2 separate regions of the Mus musculus genome follow, and region 1 is linked to region 2. A link is a loop called in an ENCODE intact Hi-C map of the cell type or tissue named here. Cell type or tissue: left cerebral cortex. All regions are shown on one strand. Links, peaks and the distances in the headings refer to the core of each region. The heading gives the core; the rest is flanking DNA.

Region 1 (9,120 bases), core at 3,645-6,144, 200 kb after region 2:
TACACAGACAGTTCCAGAATAGCAAGGGTGACTTAGTAAGAATTTTCCAAATAAGTAAATGTGTCAATTAAGAGCACTCAAAAAAAAAAAAAAAAAGGGAAAAAAAAAAAAGAGCACTCACTACTTTTCCAGAGGACTCAGGTTCAATTCCCAGTACCCACTTGGCACTGTTTGTATCTCCAGTCCCATCGGATCTGACAGTTTCACACAGACATATCTCACACAGACATGTGGGCAAGCATCAATGCACATTTAAAAAAAATAGATAAACTCAAAACATAAGATAAAATCAGCATTTAAATGACATGCTAAATCTATGTATAGCAATAAACCCTCCACTGGTCGCAACACGTGCTAGGGAAGTAGTAATAGGTTTTGCCGATGTTAGTCTAATCAAGAGCAGTGCGTGTCAGACCTTCATGTGCACAGGATTTTCCAGGGATCTGGGTGAAGGTCCTGGATCAGTCTGTCTAGTCCACACTTCTGCACTTACAACAACTCCCAGTGATGCACTCCATGAGGATGCTCTTGGTCTATGAGATGGTTTGGACAAGAATGGCCGCCATAGGTTCACGTTTGAATACTTAGGCCTCAGTTTATGGGACTGTTTGAGAAGGACTAGGAGGTGTGCCTCTGTTGTGAAAGGTGTGTCACTGAGGTGGGCTTTGGGATTTTAAAAAACCCCACCTCTCTTAGAGTAATGGACCAAGGCGTGAGCTATCGCTCTCAAGCTGTCACTTCACTCAGCCACCATGGGCTCTAACCCTCGGAAACTACAAAATCCTCTCTTTTATAAGCTGCCTTGGTCATGGTATTTTACTGCAACAACAGAAGAATAACTAAAGGCAGTATACAACCAAGACTCTCAGCAAGGCTTTGAAGAGGCCTTGTAAAGGATTTGTGGACCAACCCAAACATTAGCAGGGCTCTGAGTCTGGGCCTTTTTTTTTTTTTGTGCACGGGGGGGGGGGGGGCTTTTTTGAGACAGGATTTTTCTGTGTAGCCCTGGCTGTCCTGAAACTCACTCTGTAGACCAGACTGGCCTTGAACTCAGAGATCCACCTGTCTCTGCCTCCCAAGTGTTGGGATCAAAGGTGTGCGCCACCCTCTGGCTTCTGTGTCTATTTTTTAAGTACGCTGATTTCATATATTTCATATACATTATCTTTACTCTGTGGCTGGATGGTCTCTCATGATAGAATAAACTATGTATCTGAAAGTTGTTTTCTCCCCTTTTAGGTCAATCATTCCTACCAAGACCTAGTACCCTCCTTCAGAAAAAAATATTTGTATATCTTTTTTATTGTCATGATTTTATTGCCTTCTGACAGATAAGTTTCCTATATTTCAAAGTGTAAATGCACCAGCACCATTATTCTAGAAATCAGAGACATAAGACAACAGGGGCATCTGTAGAGTTGCCTCTACAAGGGACAGACACTTCCATACAGAAGGATACAGGCACGCTAATAATGGTGAAAGAATTGGTTGTGAACTGAACAAGAAAAGCATCCTCTCCATGATCGTGGTACTTACAATCCTAGACAAGTCAGAGTGTGTTCTATCCGTGCAAAAACACTTTGTATATAAACATAAAATGGGGTGAGAGCCTGCAGGTGGTTAGACGTTGACCTATGGAAGCGAACCCTGGAATGAGCAGCGGCTTCTTCACAGAGAGCATGGAGAGGAGCCCTGATGGATGGGTGAGGAGCTGCACCTGTGGCAGGGCTCTTAACAGCGTTGGGAAACCAAGGAAAGTTGGTCTGGGTTTGAGAGAGATGGGAGATGAGTTCATATTTGGACTTGGTGAGTTGGAAGAGAAACATTACAAAAATAGGCAGTTAAAGAAAATGTGTGTTCTGGGAACACCAGCGGCGCAGAAGGGCAATATTGGAAGACAGAAAACACCACTGGAAAGACACCAGGAAGCTACACTGTGAAGTGTTCTGGGTAGGAGACTGACATTCTGTTGTGGGTCAATCACTCCTGCAGCCATCCTCAAAATAGATTAAGGGTGGAAAGTCTAGATACAAGGTTAGCAGTAGGAGGGGAAAGCATGTAACATTCTGAGTCAGTAGTATTCCCCCTGAGTCAGTAGTAATCCCCCTGGGACCTATAGGGTCCCAGGGGCCACCAGGGGTGATGACCTCTGCCAGAGAGAAACTGGGCCTAACAAGGCTCTCCTGCTCCCTCCATCTCTTATCTGGACACTGCACTCACATCTGGGCTTCATCAGCCTCTATTGAAAAGTAAACACAAGTTGTGTCTCATTTTTGCCTCTAATGCTAACTCTTGGTGAACTAACAGTATACAATCCATAGGTCCTTGGGCACATGCCTTTAATCCCAGCACTTAGGAGATGGAGCAGGAATATCAAATCAAGCCAACCTGAGCTACCCAATGAGAGCCTGGTCAAACAATGAAGGGCTGAGGAGCAGTTAACAGTGTTTGCTGCTCCCCCAGGGGTCCTGTCTTTGGTTCTCAGCACCCACTTCTGTAACTCCAATTTCAGGGGACCTAAAGCCTCATAAAAATCTAAAGGCAGGTATGGCGGCACACACCTGTAGGTCCAATGGTTTAGGGGCAGAAGCAGAAAGATGAGGAGTTTAAGCCCAACATAGCAGGGTTAAAGCAGCCTGGATATGAGACCTTGTGTCAAAGCAAAACAAGCACAAAAAAGAAACTATAAGAATTCTATGAAGCCGGGCAGTGGTGGCGCATGCCTTTAATCCCAGCACTCGGGAGGCAGAGGCAGGCAGATTTCTGAGTTCGAGGCCAGCCTGGTCTATAGAGTGAGTTCCAGGACAGCCAGGACTACACAGAGAAACCCTGTCTCAAAAAAAACCAAAACAAAACAACAACAACAAAAAATTCTATGAATTATATATCAGTTATTATTTGTCCAATTTTATTCCTTATACCTCTATCATATGTTGTTTAGCTGCTTTATTTAGAGGTAACCAGGACATATTAGGTCACTGGTGTTTGTAACAGCTATTGGTGAAGTCCTTTGACAAATACAAATTCCTACCTTCCAGTGAGCTGTGCATGCCATACTGTTGGCTTGGCATACTCAGAAACTGTGTACTTGATTGTGTCTTCTGGGCTCCTGGCCCTTTTAATTCAAATTTGAGAAGTAAGATTTATTCCACTTAAATCATTACATCTATAAATCATAACACAACAAATTATCATGTCTTATGTTTTGTATGTATTATAATTTACAAAGAGACAAAGCAACTGGCTACATTTTCAAATGCAAGGATTGATTTAAAAAAAAAGATTTCTTTTTATTTGTATGTGTGCCCATGCACTTGGGTGCACATACATGCAGGTACCAGTGGGGGGCAGAAGTGGGTGTTGGAGCCCCTGACTCTTGACTACAGGTGGCTGGGAATGGAACTCTGGTCCCCTCAGGAACAAAAAGCACTCTTAAGCAATGCGCCATCTCTCCAGCCTCGAAGGGTTGATTTTAAAAAAAAATTTTTTTTGAATTCTTGCTTATCAGCTTCCTGACTTCATTTTTAGAATGTATGAAAATGCTAAAATGTTATCCTAATCCTTGTATCTACTCACACATACATTCTCATTTATTCAGAGAAATTCTTATAATAATATCAAACAGCCTGAAGATGGAGCTGGTTGGCAGAATGCTTGCCTAGTATGCATGAAGCCCTGGATTCTGTCCCAGGACCAAGTAAACCTGGTGTGATGATGCACACTTGTAATTTCGGGGGGCCAGAGTGGGGGAGGAGCCATTGACAAGTCAGTAGGATCCGAAGTTCAAGGCCACAGACAGCTCAAGGCCAGCATCGAATACATGAGACCCTATCTCAAAGAAGGAGAGAAGATGGGATGGAGAGGAGAGGAGAGGGAGGGAGGAGAAGAGGAGGTGCTGCAGAAAGAGATCAAGAGCCCTGTATTTTCTTCCAGAGGACCAGGGTTCAATTCCCATCATCATCACGGTAGTTCACAGCCACCTATAACTCTAGTTCCGGGGCATTTGATATTCTCTTCTGGCCTTTTCAAGCACTAGTCACACACGTGGTGCAGACATACTTGCAGGGAAAACACTCACATACATAAATAGTAGCATGCAGATGTGTGTTTGTTAGGACTGTATAAAATGCCCCTGTCCTGATGCAAAGATTCACAAAGCAAGAGCCACCTCACACCATGGGCCTTAAGCTGTGGGTCACAGGATTGTGTGGGAGTCCCTAACTTGGCAACAGCAAAACAGTTCTGAATGCAATGACCACAAATTAAGTCATAATGGAAGTATAATGAATCCTCGGTGTTTGTAGCAGGACTCAGCCGTGTCCCACCTTGCAATCTCAAGGTAGCCTTGGTTCTAAACATAGCGCATGACACTTGGCGTTGTGTATACCGTCAAGCCACAACAGCCAGTCAACGTTGTCTGAAACACCCTGGGCCAAGCCAGAGTCTATTTAATACTCGAACTACAGCAGCAAGGTGGGGTTGGTTTGTTTCATTTGGGGGAGGACTCTATGACAAGAAACCCTTGTCCTGGAACTTGCTCTGCAGACCAGGCTGGCCTCACAAAGATCTGCCTGCCTCTGCCTCCCAAGTGCTGGGATTAAAGGTGTGCACCTGGCTTTTGTTGTTGTTGTTTGTTTGTTTTTTAAACTATGTACAGTTTTCTCCTTTTATGGGAATATAATGGTTTAATTAGGGAAAATACTTTTAATATTTGCTGACCATCGTTCTTCAGCGATATCAGTGGTAAGTTGGTGTATGTTTGGATTGGATTGGAGTAGAGTGAATGGCTTTTTAAATTGCTATTGGAGGGTTGTCTGGTTCAGCAATTAAGAGCGCTTTCACAGAGGGCACATCCGTTCTCAGCACCCACATAAGGTGATTTACAACCTCCTGTAACTCCAACTCCCGTGGCTCTCATGCCCTCTACTGGCCTCCACAGGCACTACACTCACCTACACATAGACACACACATTTGATAAAAAAATAAAATGAAAATAAGTTATAAAATTGCTGTTTGAGTTGCTGAATTCAACCACTAAGTGAATTTTGGCTTGAGATTAGACAATAATTTCTGAAATAGCCCTAAACACATTGGCCATTTTGTTCTATGTGTTTATATGAAGCACTGTTTTCAGTATTGACAACTATTTTAAAAAAAAAATCAATCAAGTCCAGAAAATATTGACAATACTCTGTCCTGCCATATTAAATACTTGACCAAGATTTAATTCTTCTGTAAAAATAATCATATCCATTTCATTAATATGAAATGTTTAAGATTGCCTTAAGAAATGATAAAATTATATGAGTAGTTACTTTAAAATAAATTTATTTGCGATTTATTACCATGCAGTGTATGATTTGTATACCTGTTTTTTTTATCTATACATACATAAAAATTTACCAGATGTAAGGGGTTTTGAGTGAGCAAAGCTTATGAAATGCAGGTTTGCTCGAGCTGTGAATAGTTTCTCCCCTCTGGTTCCCTTGACTCTACTGCACATAACTGATTTAGACAAATACTTCTTGCAAACTGTTGGTTCATGTGCTTCTCAAAGTTTGACTGCTAGAACCTAACACCCACAGTACCAAGATGGAGTTAGGAAGCTATGTGTAACAAAGGAAGTTACATAGCTCTGAGAACCAGGGGCTTAATATCAGACAGCCGTAATTGCCACAAAACTCACTGCTACGTGGTTGGAGCAGAGAACCAACTCCCACACTATGACCTCTACAGTGTGCTGGGCATGTGTGTGTCCCCCCACCCCCCACACACACACAGCTAAATGTAATAGAAAATTTAAATGAACATAATAAAAGCTATTTTTGGCACTGCTTTCTTCGCTGAGTACAACAAACTCTGAAAGCCTTCTACAAACCAGGCACTGGGCAAACAGAAGTAAAACTTAAGGAATGAGAATATGACAAGAGGATCTGAGCTTGGGTCCCCAGCACACGCATAAGAAGCCATGTGTAGCAGTGTGTGCCAGCATTCCCCGTAGTGTAGAAGCAGAGGCGAGAGGATTCCCAGGACCTTCTGATCAGCTGCTCCAACGATATGAGTGAGCTTCCGGTCCACTGAGAATCCCTGCTTCAAAAATAAGAGGGAGAGCCACGGGGGGAGGGGGGGGGACACCTGCCACCAACCTCTGGCCTCCATATACATGCACACACAGGTTTACACACATGCACAAAACACTCCCACAAGCACAAAAATAAACAAATAAGTTATTAAAAATAGTCGCTCATGGAGTGTGGTAGCCACCTGCAATCCCAGACCCCAAGAGGCTGAAGCAGGAGGATCACGTATTTGAGGCTAGTTTAAGTTACACCATGAGACCCTCTTTCAACAACAGCAAAGCATGAAGCCCATAGGAAGGATAAAGCAACCCACCATTTTCATATACCATAGTAGAAGTACCTACAGAAAGGAGAAGGCTTTGGTAAAACTGGAGGGGAGTGTGGCACTGGTTAGGGGTGAGAACCAGAAGGCAGTAGAGAGACATCATCAAAGGTTATCAGTAGAGTGTCCTTGGTGATGATGCTTGAGCAGAGCCTTGAGACCTGAGTAGTTGGGGGTGGGGGGCCAGGTTGTTAGGAAAGACGTGGAAGTGTGAAACACACTATTAAGTTATAGAAAGAACATCACATCCTACCAGAACCCATGACACTTCTATGGCTGTGGTTGCTCAACTTTGATATTTTAAACCTCTACACACTCATATTATGAAGCAAGAAAGCACCACCTAGAAGCTAAGTCTCTGCTAATCCCTGACATCTAGAACACGGAAAAGGACTCAAAACTGGAAAAAGAAAATGACTACCATAAATTCCACAAACTGAACTAAACAACAGAAGTCAACATCTTTTAAAAAAAAAAGATAGCATAATAAAGAACTATTTAATGCAGGGGCATCCAGTTCTGTGCTGTTGTAAATATCCCATGGGAATGAAAGCTAGAACAGGTTCCCCGTAGTCTATAGGATGACCCGGAAGCACTGAGATCATGTCCTGATATGCACCTTGTTTAAAAAGCAGGAAGCTGTACAAAATATATACACATTTGGGATGGGAGAGATACCTCAGCAGTTAAGAACACAGCTGTCATTACAGGAGACTCTAGTTCTGTTCCAAGCATGCTCGTGGTGGTACACAACCTCTAACTCCAGTCCCACGGGACTCTACACCCTCGTCTGCCCTCCATGAGCACTGTGGGCACCGGACAGGCATGTGTTACATATACGTACATGCAGGAGAAAGATGAATACATATGAAATACAATAAACAATTTATGTAAAAGAGATACACCTTAAAAAAAATCTTTGCATATGGTTAACGTGAAGACTTTAGGACAAGCAAGAAACCCATGGGAAAGTCAGCCTTGTGAATCGCCTGTTCTCTGAGCCACTCCGGATAAAACCGCTGCTTGTGGTAGTATGGACGGACGTAGTGCCACAGAGCCATGCAGCATCGGTGGTCCCTAGCCTTGGGTACAAATACCCCAGGTCCCTGACTGTGGGGAGACAAATGCTATCAGTTTTAATTTGGTAAGCTCTTCAGTTTTACATGAAAGATTACATTTTAATGAAAAGATACAGCCTTATAGATAGAGCCTAAGGTCTCTATTTTAAAGGCTTATTTCATCTGACATCTCCACACAGAGAATGCCCCCCCAAGTCTGTTGATGATTGCAAAGATAAATGGGTGAAAAGGTGATAGGAATGAAGGAATAACTGTGTGCTCTTGCAGTTCACAATAACTGTGGCATATTAGGCAGAAACAAAGGCATCTGACATGAGAAGATATATATAATGCATTTTTAAGTCAGACATTTTTATGACATACATTCTTATATCAGTAAGACAGAGCGCTATGATACAAGTCAAATCTCTCTAACAGCAAATATCAAAATAGTACAAAGTATCTTATTTTAAATATCAAAAACATGAGTCAACAAGATGCTGTGAGTCCTATAATCTCATCACTCAGGAAGCTAAAGCAGGAGGATTGCCATGAGCTCAAGGTCAGCCTGGGCTATAGTGAGTTCAAGGCTAACCCTGCATTGTCTCAATAAACAATCAAAATTAGCCAGATTATTCTAATTAGTCTAGATTATTTTTAGTTATTTTACTACATCAACTATTCTAACCTCAAGGACCTAACATTAAAATGACCAAACTCACATATTAACCTTTTTTAGTTTGCTTTTATTTAAAGACTGAATTTGTGTATTAAATATACCATATGATATCTATCTCTTTGTATCTATTTAATCTAGCCATCCACACTCATAACTTCTTTAAATAATTAACCTATATTCTATACATTCTTGTCTCACGTATAGTCTACAAATGCTGAACTATACAAGTTTTCATTGTCTTTTCCTTCAGGAAGTCTTTATGGGTCCTACTGAAGAGCCTGGTAAGTAGACCCATGTCCTAAAGTAAGCTATTTAGCTTAGTGTCTGTATTGCATCTTGAATAACTAATCAGCTAATAGCATTTGCACAAAAATACTCCAGTTGTGGGTTTACATTATTCCTAATAAACGACACGGTTAAAACTAGGACATGGTATTGGAGAACTGGCCAGCAACTTCAGGAAAAGAGATTATTTGTAATAATTAAAGCATGGGAGCTCGTTTTAAAATAAAGTTTCCTATAGTATACACCATGCCAACCCCCCCACCCCTCTGTTCTTGGATGAGGAAACTTTTACATGTAAAATATTACATTTCATAGATCATTATTTAAGTGTCAAAACAATTTGAAGTTATTTTTTAAACTTTGACACTAAAACATTAGAAGTATACAGGTTTTTTTTTTTTTTTTCACGAGAAAATGTTTGAAGCATCATTCAACAGCGGACATTTAAAAGCTTTGCATTACCACTTGCCATTTTACTGAGAGAAAAAAATATGTTTACATTAGTCAAAGCAGGAAGAAGAAGAAAAGAAGGAGAAGGAGGAGGAGGAGGAAGAGGAGGAGGAGGAGGAGGAGGAGGAGGAGGAGGAGGAGAAGGAGAAGGAGAAGAAGAAGAAGAAGAAGAAGAAGAAGAAGAAGAAGAAGAAGAAGAAGAAGAAGAAGAAGAAAAAGAAGAAGAAAAAGAAGAAGAAGAAGAA
Region 2 (9,120 bases), core at 2,334-4,833:
TAAGTGGATGAATGCTTCCTTGACAGAGAAAGATAGCCTCTGCCTCCTCCCCATACCAAAAATTAGGTTAAGCCCACTGGGGTCTGATGGGGTCCTCTGGGTGTGAGGCAGAACCTTGTCAGAGAGAGAGAACGCGTGCTGTAGGGCCACCTATCCCTCTATCCCTTGTCTCTCATGTCTGCTCTCTAGATTTAAGCGGCCTCCTTAAGCTCCTATAGGGAAAGGCTTGAGGTAGGGGGCTGGGTGGTCAAGCCTGGGGTACAGAGAACTTGATCCCTCTGGGCCTGTCTCCTGACCCTTCTTTTCTTCCTTCAGAAAAATGGAACAAGTTTTTCTCACTCGACACATTTCAACTTTATTTTTTTAGAAGATACAATAAAAACCAGGGGGAAACTGGAACAGAGGGAGGTGTGGGGTGGGCCTGCCTCAGACATGAGCTCGAAAGAGGTACAACACGTGTGTCCACATACACACAAGCAGGCATTAACACGCCGGGACATGCACGCTCCTCTCTGTACTCAGAGATGCAGTGACGGAGAGAGAGAAAGAGCCAGAAATGGAAGGAAGGAGACGAAAGGAGAAGGACACCCAGAGATGCCATCTGTTCCTCCCCGTGGCATTGGGGGAAGGGAGTTGGTGAGGGGCCTGGTCCCCTCCAGGTCTCTCAGAGGCAAAGGAGAATGGCGGGCACTTCAGCCAGGCCTGGAAGACTTCCATTTCTGCTGCCCACACCTCAGGGTGGGAGCAGGGAGCTGGGGGGCCCGGAGGAGGTTCCCATGGAGACATAGCCCCATCCCAAGGGAGGCCACAGTCTGGGCACCTAAAATGGCTGCCTCAGAGGGGCAGCGGCCATTTTGTTTCATCTGGGGCCTGAGGGGCAGGGGTGAGAGGGCTGAGGTAAGTAAGTATGGGGGAGGAGAGAGGGCAGAGGGTGGTGATGAGGTGGCAGGTCATTCCTGAACAGACTAGGGGAATCTTTCTCAGGGGACAGGAAGAATGTTCTAGAAAACTGCTCTTTCTACACTCCTTGTTGTCCCCCAAATAAATCATTCCTACAGGACTCTGTAAATGCTCCCCTCCATTCTCACCCTCCGAAGGACAGCTAGCCAGCCACCCCAGGCCCCCAAGTGAGACTGGTAGGTGGCCCTGCGAGGAGGGAGATTTGCTCTCCCATCACAACAGGCCTAGAGAGCAGGTGGGTCAGACCCAGGTGCCAACCCCCTGGCTGCTGCCAGCCATGCATCTCAGGGGGCCTCCCTGGCTGGGCAGACAGGTGAGGAGAGGCTGGCCTCCTCCGCCTCCGCCTCCTCCGGTGTGGGGGAAGGGCAGGAGTGGAGACCCTCGAAGTCCTGAGCTTCTGGCAGGCGTCGCGTTGGGGGAGGAGGAGGCAGGAGGGGCCGATGGCACTGCCCAGAGGGCGCCTGCTCCAGCAGTTCGGATGCTTGGATGCTCGGATGCACAGAGCCTGAGAGCACCTGCCACCTCCCCTCTCCCCAGCCCCCTGTCCCACCTCAAGCGCAAAGGACTCTGGGGGAGGGGGACCTGCCGCTTCCTCCTGGCTCCAGGGTGGGCACCTGCCCCGCTGCCCCCTCCCCCGCCCGCCGCAGTGTGCCGGGGAGCGGCGGGCACGCCAGATGGCGTGGCTGAGAATGCGGCGACGTTGCCGGGAGGTGAGGGCTGGCACGGGTGATATGCGGCTGCGTGCCTCGTGGTGCCACTGGGGAGGGGGAGGGGAGGCTGGGGAGGTGTCGTCCCCTCCTCCGGGTGGTCCTCCTGTCCTGACCCCAGCTCACTGTCCCGTTCTCCTGCACTTTCTCAGGCCGCGCCCTAGGCTGGGCTTTGGTCCCACCCAGCACTGGGAGGGCCTAGCAGGAGCTGAATGAGTGTCGCGCATCAGACCGCAGCTGCCTCGCGACCGAGACGGAGACAAATGACAGGTGGAAGAGGGGCTAAGTCCTCCAGCCAAGCCAGTCACCTCAGGCTGTACCCTTGCTCTAAAAGTGCGGTGACCTTTGCCCCTATAACCTTTGACCGCTGCACCCTGCTTTTGTGGGAAGAGCTCTTTTCCACATGGGTTCTGGTCTCCCAGTACTCAAATTCATCTTTCTCACCAAGAGGCTCCCCAGACACCTCCTCCGGGGAGCCCTCCCCTTCCTCCTTCAGGGCTGCTCTCCTGTTGGAAGACCCCCCTCTCCCACTTGTCTTCTGTTTTGTCTCAGTCGCCATTTGTGATGTCTTTAGTCTGGGGCTCTCACATCACCCATACTACTTGGCTGTAGAGAGACAGTGGGCAGCGGAGTCATTTGGAGTCTCCTGGGGCAGGCAAACCAGAGTGGCTGCCATGCCCAGTGGTCTCCTTGTACAAATGTCAATCTGGGATACTTGGGGTGTAGCTCAGTTGGTAGAAAGTTTGTCAAGTTCCTGGGTCTGATCCCCAGCATCCAAGAGGTGGAAGATCAGAAGTTCAAGGGCAGTGCCTGCTAAATAGAGTCCAGGCTGAACGGGGGCAATGGGAACAGCTTTGAAACCAAAGCAAAACAAACCACACGTTTGTTAGATAGACTTGGAGGGAGGGGGCGTGGCCCTTATCAGTCAGACTTGGAGGAGGGGGCGTGGTCCTCTCCTCCGTGCAGCACGCTCTGTTTTACTAACACTATGAGGTCTTATGCTACATGGCTATATCAGACCGGTGCCTGCCCTGTGGTAGACTCCCTGTTTGGTCCTCAAGTCTTTCAGCTCAGGAGCTCTCCTGAGACCCACCCCCAGCCGGGATGTGTGAGTGTGACTTTCATCCTTTCCCATCACAGGGTTTCTCTGTGTCGCCCTGGCTGTCCTGGAACTCACTCTGTAGACCAGACTGGCCTTGAACTCAGAGATCCACCTGTCTCTGCCTCCTGAGTGCTGGGGTAAAGCTTGCACCACCATCACCCAGGGAAGATGGGCATCAGAACACAGCTGAGTCCTGTCCTGCTGCATCTTCTACCTTTCAGGGCCCTTTGCCTCTCCTGAGGGGCCCAGGCTGCTCACACTTCTTGTCCTGACCACACACCTGGATGTGGTAGTCGCACACTTGGATGTGGTAGTCACACACCTGGATGTGGTAGTCACACACCTGGATGTGGTAGTCACACACCTGGATGTGATACTCGCACACCTGGATGTGGTACTCGCACACCTGGATGTGGTACTCGCACACCTGGATGTGGTACTTGCACACTACAGCACCTCCCTGATTCTCTCACTCGGATGCTGTCCTCCAGGCCTGTCCTGCTGTACTTCATCATCACCTTGTTCCCGGCCTCAGAACCTTTGCCATGCTCTCCCACAGAAGCACACCTCTATCGATTTCTGCCTAAAAGTCACCACCACCAGGAAGACCACCCAGGAGGCTGGGTAACAGGCTCAATGCTCTATACAGCCTTAGTTTGCAGTTGGGGTACCAAGGAACTGTTCCTCTGCTGTTGGGGGAGCAACGGCCAGAGCAAGACAACTGACCAACCACAGACCTACCTCCCTATACCCCTTTCACGTCGATGGACCTTATACTGAGCCCAACATGGCCTAACTTTGGCCTTCCCCTCTGTAAAATGGGCGCGGCGGTTACCGAGGCCTGCCTTTGGGGGCAGCAGTGAGCCTTAGACGAGCTAACAGGTGTGAGTGCTTCTTCAGCCCCTGGCCATCCCTGATGTGGCTTATTTTGCCTCTAGCTTTGGATCAGTGTTCAAATATTTTTGTTCCTGGGGTTCTCTCCGCCATCAGTCTTTGTTCTGCTTCCCTGTCAGGGTTTAGCATAGGCAGTAGATGCTCTTGCTTCTGGTCCTCCCCCAACCCCCACTCCAGGTCCTCACAGGAAGGCCAGATGGAGTTAGTGGCAGCAGACCCCTGGCTTTGGCATCATTTTCACCTTGATCAACTCATATGACATTCTTTCTCCTCGGCTGTAAGAGGGGAACAGTACTACCTGCCCGCCAGGGCCAAGGAGCTGAGGGGGTGACCTGAACCAGAAGGACACTGGGGTACAGAGGAGGCTGAGCTTGGTGGAAGGGGTGGGGCCCAGGCTGGGGAATAACGATGGGGGCTCTGCTTCCATGTCCCCCAGTTACCTCCCCGTCAAATTAGGGCCATAAGTCTGGCTTGGGGATTTCTGGGGCTGACACTACTGGACAGTTAGTTCTCTGGCATGTCTCTTGAGCCTGGCACCAGAGCTGGGGACACTGGAGGCTCACAGTAAACAGTACCAGTGCTGATACTTACAGGGGATAATACTAAGGGCTACCTGGGCAGGGTTTTTTGGTGGGCATAGCCAGGGCAGGAAGCCAGCCTTTAAGCAGCGACATCTTGATTTGTCCTGAGGAGGCTGGTCCTCAGGACGGTGGGTGTCAAGCATAGCCACTGCTTCTTCTGAGATGCAGGGTGGGCCAGCAAAGGGCACCTCAGTCTCAAAGGTGGAGGTGGTTTTGACTTCTGTCTCCTCTTCTCCCCCCCCCCCCACCACTTCCTCTTCCTACTCCACTTCCTATGTCTTCTCCTCCTTCCCAGTCTGGTGCTGAAGATGAAACCCAGGATTTCTCCTACCCATTGAGCTACACTCCCCAGCCCTGCAAGCTTCTTGACAGTGTTCCACTGAGAGGGAAGGGAACAGCCCAGGAGTGGAGCAACCTCCTATTTTCCAGAGAAGAAACCGCAGAAGAGGTGGGGCACAGGAGCACAACTTTTCTACTGTTCCACATTAAGTGACTGGCATAGCTGGAACTAGATCCCAGGGCCCTCGCTGAGTGTGCTAGCACACCCCTGTAATCCCAGCCTTTGGGAGACTGAGGCAGGAGACCACCAGTTGGAGGCCAGACTGGGCTACAGGGTGAGACTCCAAAGCAAAACACTGTTGGGGGTTCTTCTGTCCTGAAACATCAAAGATCAGAGCCCTTGACAGCAATGTAAAACAAAGGTTGGTGTGTGTGTGTGTGTGTGTGTGTGTGTGTGTGTGTGTGTAGGGAGGACATGCCTCAACACACCTGTGGAAGAGGTCAGAACACAATTTGGGGGAATCAGTTCTCTTACCCATCACGTGGGGTTTGGGGGGTCAAACTAAGGTCTTCAGGCTTGGTGGCAAGCACTTTTACCAGCTGAGCCAGCTCACCTGCCCAGAGTCGGAATTTAAACCAAGTTGTGTGAGGTTCGGTCTTGGGCTAATTCACGATTATAAACTGCCCCTCTCTCTAAAGTAGTTTCGGTGACCGGGATGTTAGGAACAGAGGGCCTGGCCATGGAGAAGAAAAGGAGGGACCTTGACAATGTTTGTGTCAAGGACTTGTTCTCTGTCCACCCCACCCCCCCCAAAAACAAAACAAAACACCAGAGTAGTTCCAACTTCAAGGGCATAAGATGGACTCCTTCAGGGCTTCTTCTATATATAGAAAGGGATAGTGTCATTAGACCACCGGCTCCGCTTTTCCTCATCCCTCAGAAGGTGTTTCTTCCTCCAGGAAGTCCTCCTGATTACTCCCCAGGAAATAGTGCTTCTTCTGGCTCTGGGTTTCTAGCTGATTTTAGAAGAAGCTGGTCCCAAAACCTAAGCTTTGCCTCAATCGCTCCTTCTCCTTCCGCTGTAAACCGGGACAGAAAGAGGAGCCAGGCCTCGCAGAAACTCCCCCAAGAAAGCCCTTGGCACCCAGCAGGTCCCCTGCCACTCGCTGCTTCTTTCTCCTAGTCGTCCTTCGTCTGCCTAGCTCCGGGTTCTCGCCTCACCACCCCCGTCCGCGCCTGGCACTGCGCCCGGTGCGCCCCAGCCGCCGGATCGCGCTCGCAGCTCCGACTTCTTGCCTGCCGGGCTCCGTGGCACGTGCCCCGCGCGCCCCTGACCCGTGCTGCACCCCTCCAGGTGGCCTCCGCGCCCACCCTGACCTCCAGAGGTCGCCTGGGGACGGTCGGGGGCCCGGGCTCGGAGGTGGGGGCAGCGGGGACGGCGGCAGGGAGAGGACGCTGCGCCTTTAAGGTGCCACCGCCGCGTGGCAGGGAGACAGCTTGTGCCAGCCCCATTCCGCCCGGCTCCGCTCGCGACGAGAAACACAATGCATAACAATCAGGCGCGCGCTTGGAGCTGTGCCACGCAGCGGGGGCGGGGCGGGCGCGGCCGGGCGGGCGGGGCGCTGGGGTCGCGACCCCTGCCCCAAGTCGGAGGCCGCGGGGGGCCACCCGCGCTCCCCACGCCCGCGCTCTGCACCCCGCAGCCCGCGCGGCGCCCCGCCCCGGCCGCGCTCCCGCTCGGCGCTCCCTGCAAAGTTCATTCCCACTAACTCTTTTCCAGGCCACTTCCCCCTCACATCTGACAATCCGGGGCCCTCATTCTCCCAGTAATCACTCCACTGCACTAATTGCACATGCAAATATGCAAATGCGTATTAATTAATTACTATACTAATTAGTTCTGTGGTATTTGCGAGTAATAAATCATTGGATGGGAGCGAGGAAGCTGGAGACCTGGCCCATTTTCATTCTGCATAAAATTTTAATGGTCTCTCTGGCTGATCCGGGACGGCAACGCGCGGAGAGGCTCTTAAAGGGCCAGAGGAGGCGGGAAAGGGGCAGGGACCGGGAGCTCCGGGTCATCCCGGCCAGGGACTGGCACCCTGGGCGGGCTTGAGACGAATCCCCATTCCCTGTGGGGGCCTGTCTTGAGCCTGCACTTTCCCCCTACCCTTCTCTACCCCTGGCCGCGGGTCCCCAGGGTAGCTTCTATGGAGAGAATCTGAGCGGGGAGGAGGGTGAGCCTCGTTTCTTTAAGAAAGGAAAGGAGGCACGGATCTGCGAGGCCAATGCAAAGGCTTTTGGAGCCCCAGAGACCCTGGGATAAGGGAATGAAGACCCCGTTCCTTGGATGGCGGGGTAAACTGAGTCACAGAACAAGTCAATTTTTAAAAATCTCATCTTCTGTTCCTAGAAAATGTCCTCGGTACCCCTAGTCTTTTCTTGTTTCCTGTGGTGACCATCAAGGTTAGGGGGGCTTCCAGCTTTCTCTTTCCACATGATCACACCGCAGCCCCGCCCCCCGTGGGCACCAGCTGGCACCCTGGCAGAGCAGTCCTCGGCTTGAGTGGGCCCCAGGGACCCTGCTTTATTTCCAGGACATAGTCTGGACCCAGGGCACAGGGAGGGGGCTGGCTGCTTCATTGACTAAAGGCGGCTGAGGGATCAGAGTGGTCCCAAGCCAAGGTCTAGGTGGATGCCAGAGGTGAGCAAAATGGGCAGGTGGGGACCAGGGCCTTGTCCTGAGCCACAACCACTACCAGGGCCCCGCCCTCCAGTTCACTTGTAGTCTCTCTCTAAGTGACTTCCTACTTCCACATGCACAGCATAGGGGCAAAGCCTCAGGGGGCCCCACTGGTCACACCTCAGCAAACAGTGCAGTTGGGGAACTGTTCCAAGAGCTCTAGATGTCTTTGAGACGCAGGCTCCAGGCTCCGCTACCTACCCCCATTTTATGGATGGGAAATAAGAGCACAGGGAGGTTCAAGGTGGCCCACCTGGGATTGGTGTCATGGGCTTTGGCATCTGCATTCCTTACACACACACACACACACACACACACACACACACACACACACAGAGCACACTCTGCCCTCTCTTCCACCTCACCCACAGCTCCCAGTCCAGGTTCATGGGCAAGATCCCATTCCATCCTCATGAATATTAGGATGGAGGTTCTGGGAGCATCCCCATTTTAGGCACGTGGAACCCAAGGGTCGAGGGAAGTTGACCAAGTTGCTCTGGACCATACAGGAAAGCCAGGTTCACTCAATGTCTTCGGTGGGAGGTGGGGGTGGGTAGAAAGGAGTCACGGCAGCCTCTGATTACCAGGGAACAGGAGAGAAAATAGGCTTTCAGCTGGAAAGCTGTGGGGAGAGCTTTCTTCTAGGGAAGCAGGGACCACAGGAGCTCACATGGGGGAGGAGCTTCCCCTCTTTTTCCTGCTGCAGGCTGGGAAGTGGCCCGCGGCTGCCAGAGGAGGGGCCTGGGGAAGGAGACCAGAGACAGAAAGCCCACCAGGACACTGGAACTCAGGAACCCTACCTGGGGTTTCCCCCCCTAATTTTGTCTGGAGCCATGATCTTCATTTTTTTTTTTTAATCAAAAAGTCAGGGGCTGGAGACATGGCTCAGTGGTAAAGAGCACTGACTGCTCTTCCAGAGATCCTGAGTTCAAATCCCAGCAACCACATGGTGGCTCACAACCATCTGTAACAAGACCTGATTCCCTCCTCTGGTGTCTGAGGACAGCTACAGTGTACTTACATATAATAAATAAAATAAATCTTTTTTAAAAAGTCAGAAACTTTTTGGGATTATATATATATATATATATATATATATATATATATATATATATATATATATATATTTGAGACAGAGTTTTGCTCTGTAGCCCTCCCAGGTGTGGGGATTAAAGGGATACTTCTGAGCATCTGACCGTACCCTAGGAAGTTTCACCTCCATGGATTGATTGCTGTTTAGGGGGTCCACAGGAGTTCCCACCTGTTCTGTGCATCAGAGAGGAAGGTGGCTCCCCATTCACAACGGGGCCTTTCTTTTACTGTGTGCTTCTGTTTCTTTTACTGTGTGTTTCTGTGCACCAATTTGTTATGCACATCAATTTGTTACTGTGTGCTTATATGCATCAATTTGTTACTGTGTGCTTTATGTGCGCCAATTTGTTTTCTTTTCACAACGATTTTATTATCCCCCCCATTTTTATAAATTGAGGCAGCGAGGAAAGAAAGGTGGTTGGGGTTGCCTTAGCCTACAGCTAGGAAGTGGTAGCCATAGGATTTGAACTACTGGCCTGTGCTTGGCCCTTCTGCTTCATGTTACAAAGCTTGTGGTGTGGCCAGATTCCTGATGTCCCTGTCCCAAGCAGAGTCTCAGATCCCTGGAGCAGCAGACCTCCACCCTGGGACAGTAGGGACTTGGAGGCACAGGGAGAAAGAGTCGCTTCTTCCATGCCCCTCCTCCTCCTGAGAGGATTCCAGCTACTTTTTCCCCAGTGGAAGAAGCTGGACAGAGAATCTTTCACAAGACCAAGTCTCACCCTGCTCCCGAGGAGGGGGCGTCTAGCAGGAGTGGGTGC

What was found. Peaks named below come from ENCODE experiments on the same cell type or tissue, not always from the same donor. Only the 100,000 strongest peaks of a DNase experiment are listed, where the experiment ranks them.
Region 1: it touches region 2 in a loop (2.1-fold over the local background); 2 of 42 quality-filtered maps call a loop at or near these places.

Annotation. Positions count from the first base shown.
Region 1 is chr11:98,535,597-98,544,716 of GRCm38, forward strand. The region is part of intron 1 of Ikzf3 (IKAROS family zinc finger 3); the gene reads right to left. Among named protein-coding and RNA genes, the nearest start is that of Ikzf3, 5.9 kb to the right of the region's middle. In left cerebral cortex, for the core only: a CTCF peak has its summit at 4,929 (motif pointing left); no DNase peak of the experiment used is centred there.
Region 2 is chr11:98,332,820-98,341,939 of GRCm38, forward strand. It overlaps Gm33099, which reads left to right and starts at 1,635. Exons shown (of 5, transcript XM_006534642.3): 1 at 1,635-1,670; 2 at 1,873-1,937; 3 at 3,261-3,393; 4 at 4,540-4,692; 5 at 5,708-8,079. The coding sequence starts at 1,635. The coding sequence ends at 6,076. Gm38970 (a long non-coding RNA gene) reads left to right here and starts at 8,440. Exons shown (of 2, transcript XR_880194.2): 1 at 8,440-9,120. In left cerebral cortex, for the core only: a CTCF peak has its summit at 3,612; DNase peaks (open chromatin) are centred at 2,585 and 3,660.